Regions from separate parts of the Homo sapiens genome. Here all the other regions are linked to region 3. The links are chromatin contacts, found by Hi-C or POLR2A ChIA-PET in ENCODE. All regions are on one chromosome and are shown on one strand. Each heading gives the region's core, a stretch centred on a gene start or an enhancer-like site at or near the end of the contact. The rest is flanking DNA. Distances are from core to core; before and after follow the strand shown.

Region 1 (2,700 bases), core at 3-2,502, 210 kb after region 3:
ATCCGATGGAGGAGGCTGACCCTTAAACAAAATCACGACCGTCAGAGACAAGAGCAAACAGTGCGGGCAAAAGGAGAGCCCAGATGGAGGGGCCCGTGGGGTAAGTGGGTGTGTGCCCAGGGAGGGGTTCCAGGAGAAGAGGCCCCACAGCTGGGCCTTGGAGGGTGAGGGTGTGTTTGGCCATTGGCAATGCCCCCAGGAGAACACCCCTCTTGGGCGGAGCACTCCACTGTCCCACGGAGAAAAAAATTGCAGAGAAAAGGGGGAGGGGGATCGTCGGATTCTTTCTTGCAGCCTTCAGGTGGCGCCCTTGAGCCACGGAGCCGCAAGCGCCCGAGGAGACCGTCCCGACCTAAGGACCTCGGAGAGGACCCGGGGTCCTACCTGGGGGCTGCGTGCGGGGTGGGGGTGGGGGGAAGGGGAAGTGGCAGAGTGGGGGTGAGGAGTGGGGAGGCACCTGCGCTTGGCGCAATAGGGGCTCTCCGGTGGTGGGGAGGGATCTTCTTCAGCAGCCCCCGCCCGCCCCGCCCCTGCGCCCGTGGACCGCGGGCTCCAAGCCCCAGTTCCCTAAGCCCAGGCGCCGGCGATCCAGATCTGCCTGGAGGGGAGGGGAGGACGGTGGATCGGAGCCCCCGCACCCTCGCCCCAGCCCATCACCCGCCTTCCTGTCCCTCTCCTTGCTAACTCTCCGGGCGCCCTCGCCGGCCGCGGGCGGAGCTCCCTCCGCGGCGCTCGGCGAGCCCCGGCCCCCGCCCCTTCTCCCGTCCCTCCGTCCCCGGATCCCCCCCCCGCCTCCCCAGCGGCCGCCACCGCCGCCGTACAGCTCCGCGCGGCGCGAGTAGGTACGTGCGCCTCGGCAGTGGCTCCGGGCCGGGCCGGGAAGGGGGCGGGAGACCGGGAGGGCGAGGCGGTGGCGGCCGGGCCCGCGCCCTCCGGGCTGCGCCGCAGGAGAGAGACCCCCGCAGGCGAGACCCCCGCAGGCGTACGCCGGCTGCAGGAAGGCGGACGGGCACCGGAGAGGACGCACCCTCGCCCGCCGGCGGCCGGGCGCCCTTCGCCCCAGCGTGGTGAGGCGGGGAGGGAGGCCCGGCACAGGTACGCACGCGGAGAGGGGACCGCTGGGGGCGGCAGGAGGCCGAGGGCCGGGGGCGGGGAGTGGCGGCGAAGGACGGCGAGCCTGACCTCGCGGCCCGCCGAAGGACATGCGACCAGGGGACCCGGCCTCCCCGGGCCTCCGCCTGGTCCGGTTCGGCCTTCCGGGTCCCGCGTCTGTGGGCAAGGGCAGGAGCAGGGGGTGTGGACTGGGCCGGCGGGAGCGGGCGCGGTGGGCAGCCGGCGTGCTGGGGCTTTCTGCGCGCAACTTTGGGTACAACAGCGTGGACCTGCGTGTGCGTATCTGCGCGCCCCAAGGCTTTGTGTACAACTCGTGCGTGTGTCTATCGACTGGGTTTTGTGAAGCTTCACCCACAGCCGCTGTGCGTCCCTCTCTCCGGGTGTCAGTGCGCGCGGCGGGTGGGGTATTGGGCCCCTGCGGGTCTTGGTGGATCTGGCTTGGGTCTCACTCCCAGGGGCACTTTGTGTGTGTGTGTGTGTGTGTGTGTGTGTGTGTGTACGCGCGTGTGCGTGTGACGGGGTACTCGCGTGGCCCGAAGATCCGAGGGTCACACTACGTGACTTCTGGGTGTCTGTGGGTACTGCTGTGGGAACAGCTGCTGGGGGAGTGTGTGTGGAACTGGAGTGTTCCTTTCAGGACCTGTCTGACTGCAGATGAAATTAGTAACTGGTGGGGTCGTGGGGTGTGAATGGTGGGCGGGAGCAGCTATGTCAGTTGGTGTGTTTCTGCTTATGTTAGGGTAATTGGGCACGGCCTTTGTGTAACTGGTGAATATCTCTGAACCTGGGCATGAAACAGAGAGATGTCCTAACTCTGGGTGAGAGGAATCCTCATTTTTCTCTGCCCTCTCACTGTGGCATCCTAAGAAAAAAGTTTTGGGTTCCTGCAGCATGAAGGAGAGCTCTGCTCCCAGAATTTGGGAGCTCCAGATTTCTTCCAGGGTGTGGAGGCATCAATATATCAGTCTGGGAAAGGGGTTCCTGGGCCACTCCAGGAGCTGAGTTGGGTGGAAGGTGCTGAGGGTGTGGGTGGGGGCCACTTCTGAGCACCCATGTGGCACCCACTGCTGGTCCCTGTTTGTGGCTGGGCACTCAGGAAAATGTTTTTGGTGCTAAGAGTAAAAAGCCAACCAACAAACACATCTCTTTTTTCTGTCTATTCACTGGAAAGTAAAAGCAGTCTGGGCGCAGGCTGGGGACCCAGATGGAATTCAAACTTATGCCTGCTCTCAAGGTGCTCACGGTTGCTGATAAACAGCTGGATAAAATGAAGAGTCTATGAGTGAGGGATGCAGAGCCAGGGAAGGCTGGTGGAGTGATGCCACCAGCACAGGGGTATGAGTTTGCAGGTTTGTACATGATAATAATTCTTAGGGAATCTGCATTCAACTCCTGTCCTCCACCCTCCCATACATGCCATGGGATCTTGGCCATGTTTTATGAAATAGAGACAGTAATTCCGGATCGTGGGGCTGGTGAGGGTGATATGAGATACTCCTGCATGAAGTGTCGGGTACATGGCTCAACAGCTAGTAGGTGCTTGGTAAACATTTACTAAATTGAGACTCTGGAAAGAGAGACGTAGTG
Region 2 (2,700 bases), core at 110-2,609, 140 kb before region 3:
TCCCAAGAACAGACCTGCAGGCAGAGCAGGCTCCAGGGCCCACCATGATGCCCATACCTGCCTCTCGGCCCTGCCTGAGAGAAACAGCACAAACTATTTCGTCCAACCCTGCTGCTGCCTCCGGCTGCTGGGACTCACAGGTGAGTGCCCCCACCCTCAGGTACCATGATGCAGGGATGCTCTCCTGAGTTTGGCGGCGGTACCATTTCGCCACCTGCAGTGGGGCGGATGAATCTCTGTTGTCCTAGGGCCTCTTTCTTTGCCACCCCTTCCTCTTTAAGACACTTCCCTAAATAGTTTGTTTTATAACTAGTGTCTCCAAAACAAATCCTTCCAGAATTCTTCTTGCTTGGAGGGGTTGCTTTCTCTCCCATCCAGGCGTTTCCCCATGACAGGGGTGCCCAGTCCCTCTCACTTCCCACACCCCTGATGTCCTGTGAAGGTTCCACGACCCCCTAGGCCTGACCTGCAGGACCTGATGCCATCCTGAGAGAAGAAGTAGAGGAGCAGCATTTGACCCCTTGGTCCCCAGGAGGGAGACAGGGATGCTGTCATTAAGATGAGTACACATGGATGCATAGGTGATTAATAGATAGATTAGATAGATAGATAGGTAGATAGATAACAACAAGTACTACACATGCAATGTAGAACTATTAGAAAAAATTGCTAAATGGTCCTTTTTAGACTAGTAAGTCTCCCAGAATCTCAGAAACCTAGGATTACGTTCTTGATGCGGGTGTTTCTCCTGCCTGTCTACTCTCTTCTCTCCAAAGATGATCTGCACAGTCAGGAGAGGCAACCATTCTTCTCCCAGTGGTGTTAACATCTCAATTTAGAGTCCAACTAATAAAGTGGTTAAAAGCACAGGCATTAAAAAAAAAAAAAAAAACGACAGGCCGGGGTTCAAATGCAAGTTTCATCATTTGTAGGCTGTTTGACTATGGATAAGTTACTCAACTTCTCTGTGCCTCTGTTTTCTTGTCTGTGAAATCGGGATAAATAATAATGCCTTTCCAATACAGTTGTGGTGAGAATCAAACTAGTTAATTAATATAGTTAAGTTTTTGGAGTAATGTGTAGCACACAGAACCACCTATGTGAGCTCTGGTTGTTACAGCCTTTTAGGGCTTAATAAGTGCAAATATGAGCCCACGAAAATAGTCCTGCTGCATCCGGCCATTGCAACTCTCACTCTGTGTCTTTGGCAAGTCTATGTCTTCACTTAGAACTCACAGAAGTCATGGGAACTGAGAAAGGTCCATCAGGCTTGGTAGAAGAAGGAACTGAAAGCCAAGCAATGGTGTGCGCTTCCTAGAATCACCAGGTTGTCAGGGCTGGAGCCTGGCCTACTGGACTTGCAGTTAAGAATGGAAAGCCCATTTCACAGAAGTCCTTCTATGAGCACAGTCCTGAGTGTTTCTCAAAGATTTTCAGGTTTCAGTATCACAACAAAATTGCAAGAGGAAGTTTTACTTTCCACATTGTATACATTACATAGATAAGAAAACAGAGCCTCAGGGAGGTTATTTTCGCAAAGTAAAACACCAATGTCAGTCCTTTTTCTGTTGCTTAGAATAGAATACATGAAACTGGATTATTTATAAAGAAAAAGAACCTATTTCTTATAGTTGTAAAGGCTGAGATGTTCAAGGTCAAGGGGCCATATTTGGTGAGAGCTTTCTTGCTGGTGGGGACTCTCTAAAGAGTCCTGAGGCAGCACAGGGTATCACATGGTGAGGGGACTGAGCATGCTAGCATACTATACTTGGGTCTCTCTCTCTCTTCTTATAAAACCAACAGTTCCCCTCCCATGATAACCCATTAATCCACTAATTTGTGAAATAACGCAGAGTCCTTATGACCCAATCACCTCTTAAAGACCCTACCTCTCAATACTGCACATTGAGGATTGAATTTCAACATGAATTTTGGAGGGGACAAATATTTAAACTATAGCAATCAAGCAATAGAGGAGGCATTGAAACCTGGGTCAATGGGACTCCACTAGCTCTTACTTTGACCTCTTCACTGTGCTGCTTCTAGATACATCGAACTTTTAACAAAAATAAGATTACACAAAATATGGTGGTTTATTTGTTCTTTTACTCAATGATAAATTGGGGACCCTTTTCTATGTAAATATATATGTGTCTGCAACATCATCAATACATCCCCAATATATACATCAACACTATCATTTCAATCTCTACATAGTTTTCCATTTTGTGGTTGTACCATCATTTATCTAACTCACTCCTATTCTTGGACATGGGCCATGCATCAAACTTTTCTATATTGTAAATACTATGATTACCATTCCTTTACAAATCATATTCACCCTTGTCTGATTGTTTCTTTTGAATAAGGCCGTCAAAGAGGAATTACTAAATCAAAGGGTATGAGTTTTATTGGGAAATTGCATTTCAAAAGTGTTTTTTGGTTTCAAAAGCCATTTCCCAATGAAACGTGAGTGTCTCAATATCAGTAATATATTATCTCACCACACCCAGCACAGAAGCAGCAGCAATGGACAGGGGGTATTTTGAACATTTGGGACCAAAACAGATTTGGTTAAAGTATCTCCACTTTACTTGTTTAAATATGGGTTTGTCACGTGGACATAGATCATAAGATCATGACTGTGATGCTGTATTGCCATCTAGAGAGATCGTGTCCATTGTTATTCCCACCAGCAGT
Region 3 (2,700 bases), core at 78-2,577:
GCCTCAGGTATTCTTTATAGCAGTGTGAGAATCGACTAATGCAGAAGCACACACACACACAGATCAGAGAAAGATTAGTCACATGTGCCTCCTTATGTCCTAGACCATGTCACAGTGTTCTCTTGCGTTACAGTGCCTCTGCAGGTACTGCTCCTTCTGCCTCCCCTTACCCCAACACATACACACAATTGGCCTTCTAACCTTGGCTAAACCTGGCTAAACCTGGCTAACTCAGGGAAATATCTGACCACATTCCAGACTAAGTGAGGCATCTCTGTTATATTAACACGCCCCTCACAGCATGTATTACTGTCTCATAATATTACAGATTTGAAACTTTACATTTATTCCGTATCTTTTTTTACTTAAACAGGTTATTTGATTATCTCTCCCACATCATACGTAGATTCTGTGAGGTCAGGGACTAAGTCTGACTCCTTCACCGCTGTATCCTCAGCACCTAGCACAGTACATGACATACAGAAGGTGCTTGTCAAAGTCAAAATAAAATATGGAGATGAATCTCTAAATGTAATGTTTTATTTGGGGAAGCGAGAATCGCAACTCGGAGCATACACACAGATCTGGTGGTCTTTGGTATGTCCGAAAAACAAAGAGAAGGCTGGGCGTTTTATTAGAAAGGGAAATGCATTGGCACTAGTAAAGTTTCAGGGAGCTGGCAAGCTCTGATTGGTGACTGACAGTGGTAAGTAAAACTAGTATTAGGTTATGGCGGGTTGTTTCAGCAGTTACTAGCTGAATCTGGTCTCAGGGGGACAGCAGGCCATTTCCGCAGCAGTTAGTGGAAATATTGGTTCTTGGAGCAGGCGCTGCGTGCCTCCAGTGCTTTTCCCCTGGCCCCTGGATTCTGATTCCGTTGGGCATAAGAAGAGTGACCCAATTCGTATTATCAACTTTCACATGCTCAATAAGAATGTATGCATGTAAGCTATGGGTGAGTGAATGAATTTGGACAACTCCTCCTCCAGTGAAGAAAAGCAGAACTTACAACCTTGAGCCACTTATAAAATACTAACATACTACCACCACCTGTGCGCTGTCTTCTCAGAACCATGCTCTTCCCAGGATGAGTAACTGTGTGCTTCTAAGTGGAAACCTGATGACAGTCACCCAGTCAGTGACTGGCGGACCCCCTATTATTACTCCCATTCTTTGGGCAGGGAGATGCTTAACCGGCTGGAAGCACAGAGGAAGGGCAGGAGAACGAAGCAAGTCACCCGGCAAACACAGCTGTATCCGGAGGCCTCCGGGCTTCCGGAGGTCTCGGGGCTTCTGGGCTTCCGGTCCCTCTTCCGGAGGCCTGGGTTTCCGGGACGTCGCGCGCCGTGTGGGGCGCGCACGCAGGGCTGGGCGTGAGGGGGCGTGCGCGTGCGCAGGCGACGCGCCGAGGTACTAGGCAGAGCCGTGGAACCGCCGCCAGGTCGCTGTTGGTCCACGCCGCCCGTCGCGCCGCCCGCCCGCTCAGCGTCCGCCGCCGCCATGGGAGTGCAGGTGGAAACCATCTCCCCAGGAGACGGTGAGTAGTGGCGCGCGGCGGCTCGGAGTACCTCTGCCGCCGCGCGCATCGGCTCAGCATGCCCGTCTCTGTCTCCTCAGGGCGCACCTTCCCCAAGCGCGGCCAGACCTGCGTGGTGCACTACACCGGTGAGTCGGGGGCCCAGCGGGGAGGGGGCCCGGGCCGCAGTCCGCAGCCCGGGTGCGGCTGGCCGTCGAGGCCTGGGGGCCCGGGGCCTGGGGTCCGGGGCGTGGCGGCGGCGAGGTCCGCATGGCCCGAGGCTGAGGCCTGGGCGGTGGCTCAGGGGCAGCCTGGGGCTTGCGGAACCCGGGCGGGTCTGAATCGGCGGCTGTGAGCGTCGGCTGCGGGCTAGGTGTTATCTGACCCGTCAGAAGCATTTCTGCACCTTAGATGCTGCCCTTATGCCCGCTGCACAGATGAGGAAACTGAGGCTTGGCGAGGCGAAGTCACTTTCCCAAGGTCTCACTTTCCCAAGGTCACACTTTCAGGAATGGGCAGAGCTCTGGCCAGGGACCATTAGGAAGGATTTGTACCATTTCTGTGCCCCTGCCCCCACTTCCATCCCTCCCTTCACTGGAGATGAGGACGAGGTAATTCCGAGTCTGCAGAGCTGCTGCTTCCTCCGGGGAACTCGGAATTCGCCCCTTTGCCTAGGGTGGGGAAACATCCCACTTCCTAAGTCATTGCTTTGGCCCTTCCTGGCCTTGGGGGAAGTAGAGCTGCACGGCCTTCTTCCGTCTTTTTACTTTTGAGCCACTTACAAATCCAAGGCTCAGTGACAGCGCTGGCTCAGGCTGACCGAAAGCTGCACGTGTAATTTAGTCCCCCAGCTCTTCTAGAAGTAGAGACTTTTCTCGTCCTCATTTTAAAGATAAGCATCTGGAGGCTAATACATAGTGATAATACAAGCCAAAGGAAATTTTAGACACCTCCCCCTCCCCAGCCAGAATTCAGACATCAGAGTCGTGTGCCTTGGGGCTGTCTTACTCCTTCTCCTTACAAGCTTGTCCTGGTTTGTATGGGGGCGGGGGAGGGGGAGAGCTGAGTTGGCGGAGACTCAGTGGCTGTGGGTCCCACAAGGGTGGCAGTGATTGGTGTAGCCACAGTTGTTGATACGAATAACCTTCCCTCCCCCTCCTCCTTCCCCTTTCTCAACCTTCCCA

Evidence for each region. A loop is a pair of places that touch in the nucleus more often than their neighbours do. ChIA-PET counts read pairs that join two places held with the same protein, here RNA polymerase II (POLR2A). Pooled maps may share reads with other maps.
Region 1: a loop to region 3 is called in a pooled map, with 2.3 times the contacts of the local background. The contact joins the promoter of TMEM74B here to the promoter of FKBP1A-SDCBP2 in region 3. A Hi-C loop is called at or near these places in 1 of 50 pooled maps. POLR2A ChIA-PET finds 5 or more read pairs at or near these places in 5 of 52 experiments (A549, Caco-2, H1 and 2 more).
Region 2: a pooled map shows a loop between it and region 3 (15-fold over the local background). The contact joins the enhancer-like site here to the promoter of FKBP1A-SDCBP2 in region 3. A Hi-C loop is called at or near these places in 1 of 37 single-sample maps with no recorded cell type and 4 of 50 pooled maps. POLR2A ChIA-PET finds 5 or more read pairs at or near these places in 1 of 52 experiments (OCI-LY7).

What each region holds. Positions count from the first base shown.
Region 1 is chr20:1,183,533-1,186,232 of GRCh38, reverse strand. TMEM74B (transmembrane protein 74B) reads left to right here and starts at 1,252. Exons shown (of 3, transcript NM_001304748.2): 1 at 1,252-1,931; 2 at 2,285-2,462. The coding sequence starts at 2,432.
Region 2 is chr20:1,534,595-1,537,294 of GRCh38, reverse strand. It overlaps SIRPD (signal regulatory protein delta), which reads left to right. Exons shown (of 4, transcript NM_178460.3): 3 at 1-140. The region is part of intron 2 of LOC105372499 (a long non-coding RNA gene); the gene reads right to left. Among named protein-coding and RNA genes, the nearest start is that of SIRPD, 22 kb to the left of the region's middle. Within about 2 kb of position 1,359, at least 4 of the 41 ENCODE cell types and tissues checked have a DNase peak (open chromatin) inside an H3K27ac peak, as active enhancers do.
Region 3 is chr20:1,391,799-1,394,498 of GRCh38, reverse strand. It overlaps FKBP1A-SDCBP2 (FKBP1A-SDCBP2 readthrough (NMD candidate)), which reads left to right and starts at 1,327. Exons shown (of 10, transcript NR_037661.1): 1 at 1,327-1,537; 2 at 1,618-1,665. It overlaps FKBP1A (FKBP prolyl isomerase 1A), which reads left to right and starts at 1,445. Exons shown (of 5, transcript NM_000801.5): 1 at 1,445-1,537; 2 at 1,618-1,665. The coding sequence starts at 1,501. It overlaps MIR6869 (microRNA 6869), which reads left to right and starts at 1,538; the gene lies at 1,538-1,599. RefSeq lists silencers at 1,389-1,438, 1,639-1,738, 1,749-1,818 and an enhancer at 1,553-2,053.